Regions from separate parts of the Homo sapiens genome. Here region 2 is linked to region 1. A link is an interaction called in ENCODE POLR2A ChIA-PET data of the cell type or tissue named here. Cell type or tissue: PC-9. All regions are shown on one strand.

Region 1 (5,000 bases):
CCATTCCTTCTCTCTCTCCAAGTCCTTTTTCCTCTCTAGCATCAAAACCAAGCCTAAGTATTTTGAGGTTACATGAACATCTCTCCCCTTCTTTTCTGTGGCAGAGTCCCTTAGCAAATAGAGGCACTGGGGCCTGAGTGGATAGCTCTCCAAGGTACACTCATTGACACAGGGTATCAGGTAGGGCTAGCCCCAGCCCAAGGGAGTAAGGCAAACTGTCAGAACCTGGGCCATATGGGCCCTGGAGTGTGAGGAGAGACAAATGGCTAAAGGCCCTGGCACCATTCCTGGATGTAATTTAGCCACCCGAGCATGGCTAAAACACTGGGTACTGAGATTGGAGGATTTAAGAGGAGCTGTGTTTAAAATACCCTTAAACCTGGTATTGGAAGGCTGATGATGCAGCATTGCTAGATCCCTGTCATTGAAGGCCAAGGTGGCGTGGCTATGTTTAAGTCCTGAGTCTGAAGAACTTTTAGAGTGTGGTTAAAGAATCTTGGATTTGGGACTGGAGGGTTAGGAAGGGGACCTGGTAAAGGTGTCCCTCAGATTGTAGGGCTGGAGACTGAACTCTGAGTAAAATCTAAAGGTGGGGTAGGAGAGGAAACAGCAAAGGCTAGAGATGTAGAAAAAAATAAAGCAGGAGAGTGTCATGGAAGCTAATGGAAGAACACAGTTGCAGAAGGAAGTAGTCAGATGCAAAGACCATTCCTCCAAGGGGACCGTCACTTGACACCTCTGCTCTCAGAAGTTAGATCTCTGTCATCTTCACATCTAAAGGAATGTAAGGGGTCAAAAGACTGTCCCCAAAGCTCTTAGAACAAGAGTGGGGTGGGCGTACAGTGGATAGATTTGACTCCAAGTATCTCTTAAGGGGCCACTTCCAGCCAACACCTTACTCTCACTCCATGAAGGTTTCTCCCGAGTGTGTCCTCTGACACGTGACAAGTAATGATGTCCACGTACAGCTCTGTCCACATTACCTTACAAACAAGGCTTCTCCCTAAGCATTTCCGCTGGTGTGGCTGATGGCTGACTTGTTGCTAAAATCACATCCTCACTCCTTGCACCTCTAAAGCTTTTCCCCGAGTGTATCTTCTGGTGTATGATGAGCTGTGACTTTCTCCTAAAGCTTTGCCCACACTCCACGCATGCATAAGGCTTCTCCCCCGAGTGTATCCTCTGATGTAAGCTGAGAGTGGACTTGTGGCTAAAGTTTCGCCCACACTCGATGCATGCGTAAGGTTTCTCTCCTGTGTGTGTCCTCCAGTGTCTGTTGAGGAGTATCTTCCGGCCAAATCCCCGCCCACATTCCCCACACACATAAGGCTTCTCCCCTGAATGTGTCTGCTCGTGTGCGAGGAGAGTTGATTTATCACAAAAGCCTCGCCCACACTGGCTGCACACATAAGGTTTTTCCTTGGAGTGTGTACTCCGGTGGTAGTGGAGGGTTGACTGAGCTATAAAGCCTCGCCCACACTCTCCGCAGACATAAGGCTTTTCTCCTGTGTGTGTCCTCTGGTGTCTGATGAGCTGTGATTTCGTGATAAAGCCTTGCCCACACTCCGTGCATGCATAAGGCTTCTCCCCAGAGTGTATCCTCTGATGTACACTAAGAGCGGACTTGAGGCTAAAGTTTCGCCCACACTCAAAGCACGTGTAAGGCTTCTCTCCCGTGTGTGTCCTCCAGTGTCCATTGAGGACTATCCTCCGGCTAAATCCCCGCCCACATTCCCCACACACATAAGGCTTCTCCCCTGAGTGTGTTCTCCGATGTGATTTGAGCGACGACTTCTGGCTAAATCCATGCCCACACTCCTCACACACGTGAGGTTTCACCTCTGAATGTGTCCACTGGTGTAGGAGGAGAGTTGATTTAGCACGAAAGCCTCGCCCACACTCTCTGCAAACAAAAGGCTTCTCATCTGAATGTATCCTCTGGTGTGTGTTGAGACATGATCTCCTTACAAAGCCTCGGCCTCAATCTCTGCACACATAAGGCTTATCCCCCGTGTGAATTCTCTGGTGCTTAATGAGCTCTGACTTTTCACGAAAGCCTCGCCCACACACTGTGCACATAAACGATTTCTCCCTTGTGTGTGTCCTCTGATGTCTGATGAGGTATGGCTTGCAGCTAAAGCCTCGCCCACAATGGCTGCACACATAAGGTTTCTCCCCGGAGTGTGTACTCAGGTGGTTGCGGAGGACTGACTCAACTATAAAGCCTCGCCCACACTCTCCGCAGACATAAGGCTTTTCTCCTGTGTGTGTCCTCTGGTGTATGATGAGCTGTGACTTCCTGCTAAAGCCTCGCCCACACTCCCTGCACACCTGTGACTGCCTTTTGTCTGAAGATTTTTCTGCTGTGACTGCCTTCTGTCTGAACAGGTTTGACTTCTGGTTAAAAGCTAGTGCACACTCCCCAAACGTGACTGCTCCAAACCCTGGGGTTTCTGCCCTCTTGGAAATTCTGTCTACTTCCTCAGAGCTTGCATTCTGGGCTGGACTGAGCTGTATCTCTAATATTCTGTTGCCTCCCCAAGAGCTTATTGGTGGTCTCTGGAACAGGCTAGAGAAACCCACTAAAGCCCCCCTTTCATTTGTACTCCAAAACAAGGGTCTGACGCCTCCTTCCACTCGTTGATCTTCTGCTTCAGCCCCCCTGTGATTTTTATCAGAAGGATGTTGTGACTGTGGCTGATCCTCTGGGCAGGGATTTCCTGGGTGGAGTTGATTTCCTGCATGGAAACCTGGAATAGGATGATTGTGTAGCTCATCTTGGCTGAGGAACTGCTGACTGCCAAAGGCCAGAGGGCAAGAAGGGCAGGTATGGACTTCTGGCTTTGATTCTGCTGAAGAAAGAAAGTTTCCAGTCAGAAGAGTCATAGGAAGGGCTGACTGGGCTCTTGTTTTATGATAAGACCTGGCCCATTAATCATTCTCAATGATTAAAGTCTTTCTCCCCAAGATGTGCTGTGCAGGACCTATATTTTCATTCAACCTCTTCAAACTTTTGATTTGGAAATCATTTCAAATATACAGAAAAGTTGCAAGAATATGAATAATACAAAGGGCTGGGCACAGTGGCTCACGCCTGTAATCCCAGCACTTTGGGAGGCGGAGGCGGGCAGATCACGAGGTCAAGAGATTGAGACCATACTGCCCAACATGGTGAAACCCTGTCTCTACTAAAAATACAAAAATTAGCTGGGTGGAGTGACGGGCGCCTGTAGTCCCAGCTACTCGGGAGGCTGAGACAGGAGAATCACTTGAACCCGGGAGGCAGAGGTTGCAGTGAGCCAAGATCATGCCACTGTACTCCAGCCTGGCGACAGAGTGAGACTCCGTCTCAAAAAAAAAAAAAAATTCTTCTATTTATTAGTTAGGCAAGGGTCTTCAGTTAGGCTGATAAAGGGTCTGGCCTCCTGGATTACAAAAAGTTCATGGTTGTTTGTTATCTTCAGCTGGTTAGAAACAGTTGCAATTTAATTTTGATATTTCTTAGGAAAGTGCAGCTAAATGGTAACATTACTGTATTTGCCGACTTGTGGAAAACAGGGAAGAGCAGGTCTTGGATTGGAGGACCAAGAGCCAGCCTTCTTTAAGTCAGTTGTGCCTGTCTTCTCCACTGATGAATCCTCACTTCTGGTAGAACTTGGCATGTAATCTTCCTCTAGTAAATATCTACTTATGAGTGGGGAAACTCAAATGAAGGCTTCCTATGCACATTCTTCAATACTATTCTGTACTGCATTCTACATTGGGGGACATCGAGACTAAGTGACTCCTATCTCAATCCATCCTTTCTTCTCAAAGGAAAAGTCACAAAGAGCATTCCCGTATAGGTCATAAAGACTGTTCTCTCAGTGGAAACAAATGCTTATGGCATTATGTGATTATGGTAGAGGATAATTTTAGTATAATTGTAGATATTTACAACACTGAGGATGTCTGGATGCCTACTTGGAAGATTCTCTGTTGCGATAATATATAGAATAGATTCGGCTGTGGGTTTTTTTGGATTAAAGTAAAATATGTAATAAGTAAAAATGGAGTGCAGTGTATAATCTGAATCTAATCATGGGAAACAACAGGAACTTTTTTGTGACGGCGTTCACCATGTTGCCCAGGCTAGTCTTGAAGTCCTGAGCTCAGGCAATCTGCCCGCCTTGGTTGGCCTCCCAAAGTGCTGGGATTACAGGCGTGAGCCACGGCGCCCGGCCCTATTTGGCTTTAGTCACCCACTCCCACCACCACATTCTTCGATTCCTGATTCTAGGGCAGCACTCTATGATTCCAGGGCTTCATTTCTTCTGGATGGATGGGGGTCCTGGTTTCAGTAGCTCCTCTGGAGCAGCATAGCTTAGCTAGTCCTCATCCCTCTTCCTGTCCTGAGAGAGTTGGAGCAGTTGGGCTGGGTGTCTGGGAATCTGATGATCAGGATGTCTGGATGGCAGCTTTGCAAGCCTAGAGTAGTCAAAGCCTGGAACACTCCTGGCCCTAGATGTAGTTCAAAGGCCAAAGGTGGTTAGCTTTCCCAAGAGGTATTGCATCTATGTCAGGGGGCTTAATTCTCACTGGCTTCTTTTCTTCAAAGGCCTAGTCAAAGTAGCAAGGATCTCATTATTTATAGAACATAGACCTTTAAAAAGTTCAGAGTTATTTGTGGTGTATTTAGAGTATTTAGGAACACATATTTTGGCATCCTGAACCCTGTCTTGTCTTTTCTTACTTTATGACTGTGGACACAAAGTTACTAATCCTTCTAAACTTCAATTTCCCGATCTATGAAATAATACCAGCATTACATTTGGTCTTTATGTAAAGCCCTACAGAGCACAAAGCGCAATGCTGGGCCCATAGTGAGTGATATTTATTATGGGGTCTATTATTATTATTAAGGATAATAATAATAATAATAGAGCTTAGAATCCAAATTCAGGTAATAAAGACCATCAGAACTTAATACAAGTGAATAAATAAATAAAAATTTTGAGTTT
Region 2 (5,000 bases), 310 kb after region 1:
GTTCCTTGAACAAGCCAGGTGGGCATCTGCCTTGAGCTCTGAGCACTAGCAGTTTTCTCTGCCTGGAATGTTCTTCCCTTTGATATATTCATGATTGACTCTTCACTTTCTCAATGAGTACTTCTCGACTATCTTTTTAAAAATTGCACCCCTTCTATTTTTTCGTCCCACTGTTCTACTTGAATTTTCTTCGTGGCTTTTGTCATGTCACTTTCTAATAATTTGTATAGTTTACTTATCTCATCTGCCTTTCCCCACCAGAAGAAGATATTATAGAAACAAATTTTATGAGAGGGACAGGGCTTTTGTTTTGGTCACTGCTGTGGCCCAGCACCTAGAACACTGTCTGGTGGATAGTAGATCCTCTGTAGCTATTGAATGAATAATCTTTAATATCTATTTGTTTCTGGCCTCACATGGGAAAAGAAACTTAAAAACAAGACCAGATACAATCGTAATAATTCTTGCCAGGTTATTGGTACGCATCTTTCTGGAAATATGTTATCTGTCATGAATTTGTTTAAATTTTGAGGAAGCTGTGGATAGAGCACCTACTAGCTTTGATTTCTTAGGCAAGTTGTTTGCCCTCTTTGAGGCTAAGATTCCTGCTGTGTAAAAGGAGAGCTCTATAAAAATAGTTGTTTGCCTGAAGTGACAGAAATTATTTTCAGTGCTTTGAAACCTCGTTGAAGGGGTTAATATTTAAATGTAAGATGATATTAGAATGATGATTAATGTCCACATAGAAAGTTCTTACAGTTCAACCCATTATATACTTTTGTTAAATCATTCTGTTTGACCATCAGCCCCTTTTCCTACTTAATTGGTTGTGTAACAGTATTTTAATCGGATGTAACTGGAGCATATTGGTCCATTGTGAAGCAGAAATGCTCTGTTTCTAGAGGACAAAACTGGAGGTGAAACTTCAAAAGTGAGCTCCAGGCAGACTGAAAGAAGAGTTTTTTTGTTTTGTTTCTTGTGAAAAAATTAACTTAGGACTCTCACTGCAAAAAACTGGCAAGCCTGGCCCTCCAGTGGGTTTTCAGCAATTTAAAATGAAATGAGAAGATGCAAAACTATGTCAACTGTAAACTTAAGTATTAACATTAGACTCCTTAGAGGTCTTCATTGAAGGATTTTGCTTTCTATTTAACAAATTAATATTTCTGGTCTTCAGTTTTTCTGTGTAAAACGAACAGGCATTCTGCTGTTTCTGCTGCTGCTGTTAGTGCTGAGCAACAGAGATACAGTATGTTCTGCGGTAGGTGATAGCTTTTTAGACATTTAGAGATTAACATTTGCCTTCTGATTTATTTTCTTTGGGTTAAACATCTTTCATTTTTTCTTCCACTCTTTCCTATTATGTAGATTTATGCTGTTTTTAATGGCCAATATTTGGATCAGAGTCTATTCAGGAGACAGAAGCTACACCATAAATTGAACAGAGAATTTACTATAGGGGTAAAGAGAACTCTAAAGAATACAGGAATGACAGATATAGGGAATAGTCACTACCCTTAGGGCTGGGGCAGAGTACACAAAGAAATAACAAATTTGGAAAAGTATGCGCCCCTCCCCCACCCTGCCCCCAAAGCTGATTGCATATCTTGGAGGAAGTCTCCATTTGGTAGTAAAGATGTTTGCTGAGTTGCTGCAGGTCAGGGTGATGTGGGGCAAACAAGCCCCCAGACTGGGGCTTAACCCAGGAGGGTTCTTGGCTTTGCCAGGAAAGAATTTAAGGGTGAGCCAGTAGTGAGAGAAAGAAACTTTTATTGAACCAGTGCTGCTTCTTGCTGAGCAGGGCTAACCCATAGGCAGTGTGCCCAGAATCGGTGTCTGTGAGCTGCTAGCTAGCTGTTTATATCTGTTATTAATTACATGCTAATTAAGAGGCAGGTTATTTAGAACTTTCTGGAAAAGGGGCTGGAAGTTTCTGGGAATCAGATAAGGTAACTTCTAGGCTGTTGCCATGGCATTTGTAAACTGCCATGGCACTGGTAGGAGTGTCTTTATGCTAATAAACCCTGAGGGCAACTCGAGGTTACTTTTGTCAGCATCTGCTGGTTTCAGCCAGATCTTGTTCCAATCAGCAGGGTGCGACAGGAAATTAAGTCCTGCTGGTCTTCTACCTCAAAGGTAGTTAAGCAGGAAGCTGTACTTGGGGGTGCTGCGGCATCACCAGCAAGCCTGTTTGAGGCACTGGTGGAACTTGCCTGGGAAGATGTCCATGAGAATGCCCACTAAAGCTTGTTGGGATGAGCACCATGGGGTGTTCTGCACACCAGCAGAGCACCATGGAAGTAAGAAGATGCAAAAGCACACTAGAACCAGGAAGAGAAACCCTTTCCTTCCATGCCCTCTACTAAGCTTAGTGTCATCATGCCCGCTCTCTAGGAAGAAATGTTTACATTATTACAGGCAGGGCAATGAAAGGTAGATTTGGAATTGAGAGGCAATATATTGATTACTTGCATAGCCTATTATTTTGGCTACTTAGCTTCCATATGCACTTTACACACATTTGAGCTCCCATATAACAATGAAACTCTTATGTTTCTACCTAACAAGATACAGCTATGTCAGAGGGTGAAACTCTCACCCTTGTTCTAAAATGAGGAATGAGGACATGCTCAGCCCCATAGTCATTGTATCCATTGCTGGCTATATTTTTGTTTGTTTGTTTGTTTTAATAGAATCAGGGTTTTGCTGTGTTGCCCAGGCTAGTCTCAAACTCCTGAGCTCAAGCAATCCTCCGGCCTCAGCCTCCCAATGTCCTGGGATTATAGGTGTGAGCCACTGTGCTTGGCCTGCTGGCTGTTTATCAGTCCTCAAATAGAAGTTCCAGCTTCAGAGGGCCAAGGTCATGTGATGGGAGCCAGGGGCTTGGAGTTCTGAGGGAAGAGGAGTGAAGTATTGGGGGATGTGGCAGTATCACTGACAGTGAGGTTTTTTGGAGGCTTTTTTGGTCTGATTTGTGAGATTGATATTGTCCTTAATGATAAGGAAACAAAGAAAATGGCAGAAGTGAAAACTGAAAATGGCGAAGTAGAAAAACACCATCTCCTCTATGATGGAGAATCTGTTTCAGGAAAGGTGAAAGAGTCTAGAAAGAGCTAGAGCACCACAACATTAGAATTGAATTTGTACGTCAAATTGAACTTTTCTATGATAAGAGTAATATTCAAGAGTTTGTAAACCTAGTGAAAGAACTAGCCTTACCTGGAGAGCTGACTCAGAAGTTGTCATTTGGAATTTATACATGTTGAAAAGTCATGAGAATCTTACATTGGTGCTAATGTCCTCTTGATGTATTGAAGTGTTAGTAGTAAGAAGACTGACAGACTTGGTAAAAAGAATGTGATCTTACTGTTCACCAACTTGCCAGCTATCCTGATGGAAGTGGGCATTGAAGATTGTCTACATATAGAATTTGAATATAATGAAGTATCATTTAAAGGATGTGACTGTTACAAAAATTTACCTCTTATAAGTAAGAATAAAAACACAACATATGGGGTTACAACTGATCAATAAGACTGTTGTTAGCAGGATATGACCTAACTCCAACAATGAAAGTTATGAACAAAAAAGTTTCAGTAAGGTACTTTTTGAATTTAGCGCCTGTTGATGAGGAAGACAGAGGGTACTTTAGGCAGCAGATCATTTAATGGAGAAAAGCTCCTGAAAAACTGAGGAAACAGAATAAACTTTTACCAGTGATTTGAACCTCCAGAATCACAAGCATCTGCTGAATAGCCTGAAATATACTGAATAAGATGAAAAAAGAAAAACAAAACTATAATCATTAAGTTAAACAGGTTAAAGATGGCTGCAGCATGTGGAGGGGCAAAATGGGCATAACTCTGCCCGGGCATGGTGGCTCACACCTGTAATCCCAGCACTTTGGGAGGCGAGGCAGGCGGATCACTTGAGATCCCAAGTTCAAGACCAGCCCGGCCAACATGATGAAACCCTGTCTCTACTAAAAATACAAAAAGTTAGCTGGGCATGGTGGTGAGTGCCTGTAATCCCAGTTACTTGGGAGGCTGAGGCAGGAGAATTGCTTGAACCCAGGAGGCAGAGGTTTCATTGAACCAAGATTGCACCACTGCACTCCAGCCTGGGCAACAGAACAAGACTTCATCTCAAAAAAAAATAAAAATGGCCAAAACTCCATTTATATTCATCTTCCTTTATCTTACAGCGCTACATTTATTTCATGATATAGCAAAATGTTCTTCATGTATATACATTTTTTTTTTTTTTTTTGAGATGGAGTCTCGCTCTGTCGCCCAGGGTGGAGTGCAGCGGCGCGATCTTGGCTCACTGCATGCTCCACCTCCCGGGTTCACGCCATGCTCCTGCCTCAGCCTCCTGAGTAGCTGGGACTACAGGCTCCCGCCACCACGTCCGGCTAATTTCTTTTTGTATTTTTAGTAGAGACGGGGTTTCACCGTGTTAGCCAGGATGGTCTCGATCTCCTGACCTTGTGATCTGCCCACCTCGGCCTCCCAAAGTGCTGGGATTACAGACGTGAGCCACTGCGCCCAGCCACATTTTTTTTTTTTTCCCTTGAAAATCGCTCTTTTGCCCAGGCTGGAGTGCAGTGGCACAATCTTGGCTCACTGCAACCACCGCCTCCCAGATTCAAGCGATTCTCCTGCCTCTCAGCCTCCCAAGTAGCTGGGACCACAGGTGTGTGCTACCACGCTCGGCTGATTTTTATATTTTTAGTAGAGACGGGGGTTCTCCAGGCTAGTCTCGAACTCCTGACCTCAGGTGATCCACCCGCTTGGCCTCCAAAAGTGCTGGGATTACAGGTGTGTGAGTTACCACACCCGGCCACCTTCATGTATATACATTTTTAAAAGTGCTTTCTTTGAAATGCTCAAATTTTCTTAAACTGCCTTTTTTTTTTTTACTGCACACTTTGATGACAAGCATTCAGATATGCGTCAGCATAAGCTTTAAAGATTTTCATGTGGCAGAAAACAAAGTTC

What was found. Peaks named below come from ENCODE experiments on the same cell type or tissue, not always from the same donor. Only the 100,000 strongest peaks of a DNase experiment are listed, where the experiment ranks them.
Region 2: POLR2A ChIA-PET joins it to region 1 with 6 read pairs; 1 of 35 experiments calls an interaction of 5 or more read pairs at or near these places.

What each region holds. Positions count from the first base shown.
Region 1 is chr3:48,265,767-48,270,766 of GRCh38, reverse strand. It overlaps ZNF589 (zinc finger protein 589), which reads right to left. Exons shown (of 4, transcript NM_016089.3): 4 at 1-2,852. The coding sequence ends at 1,981. Among named protein-coding and RNA genes, the nearest start is that of ZNF589, 27 kb to the right of the region's middle. In PC-9, no CTCF peak of the experiment used is centred here; a DNase peak (open chromatin) is centred at 2,266.
Region 2 is chr3:47,959,028-47,964,027 of GRCh38, reverse strand. The region is part of intron 3 of MAP4 (microtubule associated protein 4); the gene reads left to right. It also overlaps the pseudogene VPS26BP1. Among named protein-coding and RNA genes, the nearest start is that of MAP4, 55 kb to the left of the region's middle. RefSeq lists a silencer at 1,974-2,083. In PC-9, no CTCF peak of the experiment used is centred here; a DNase peak (open chromatin) is centred at 2,047.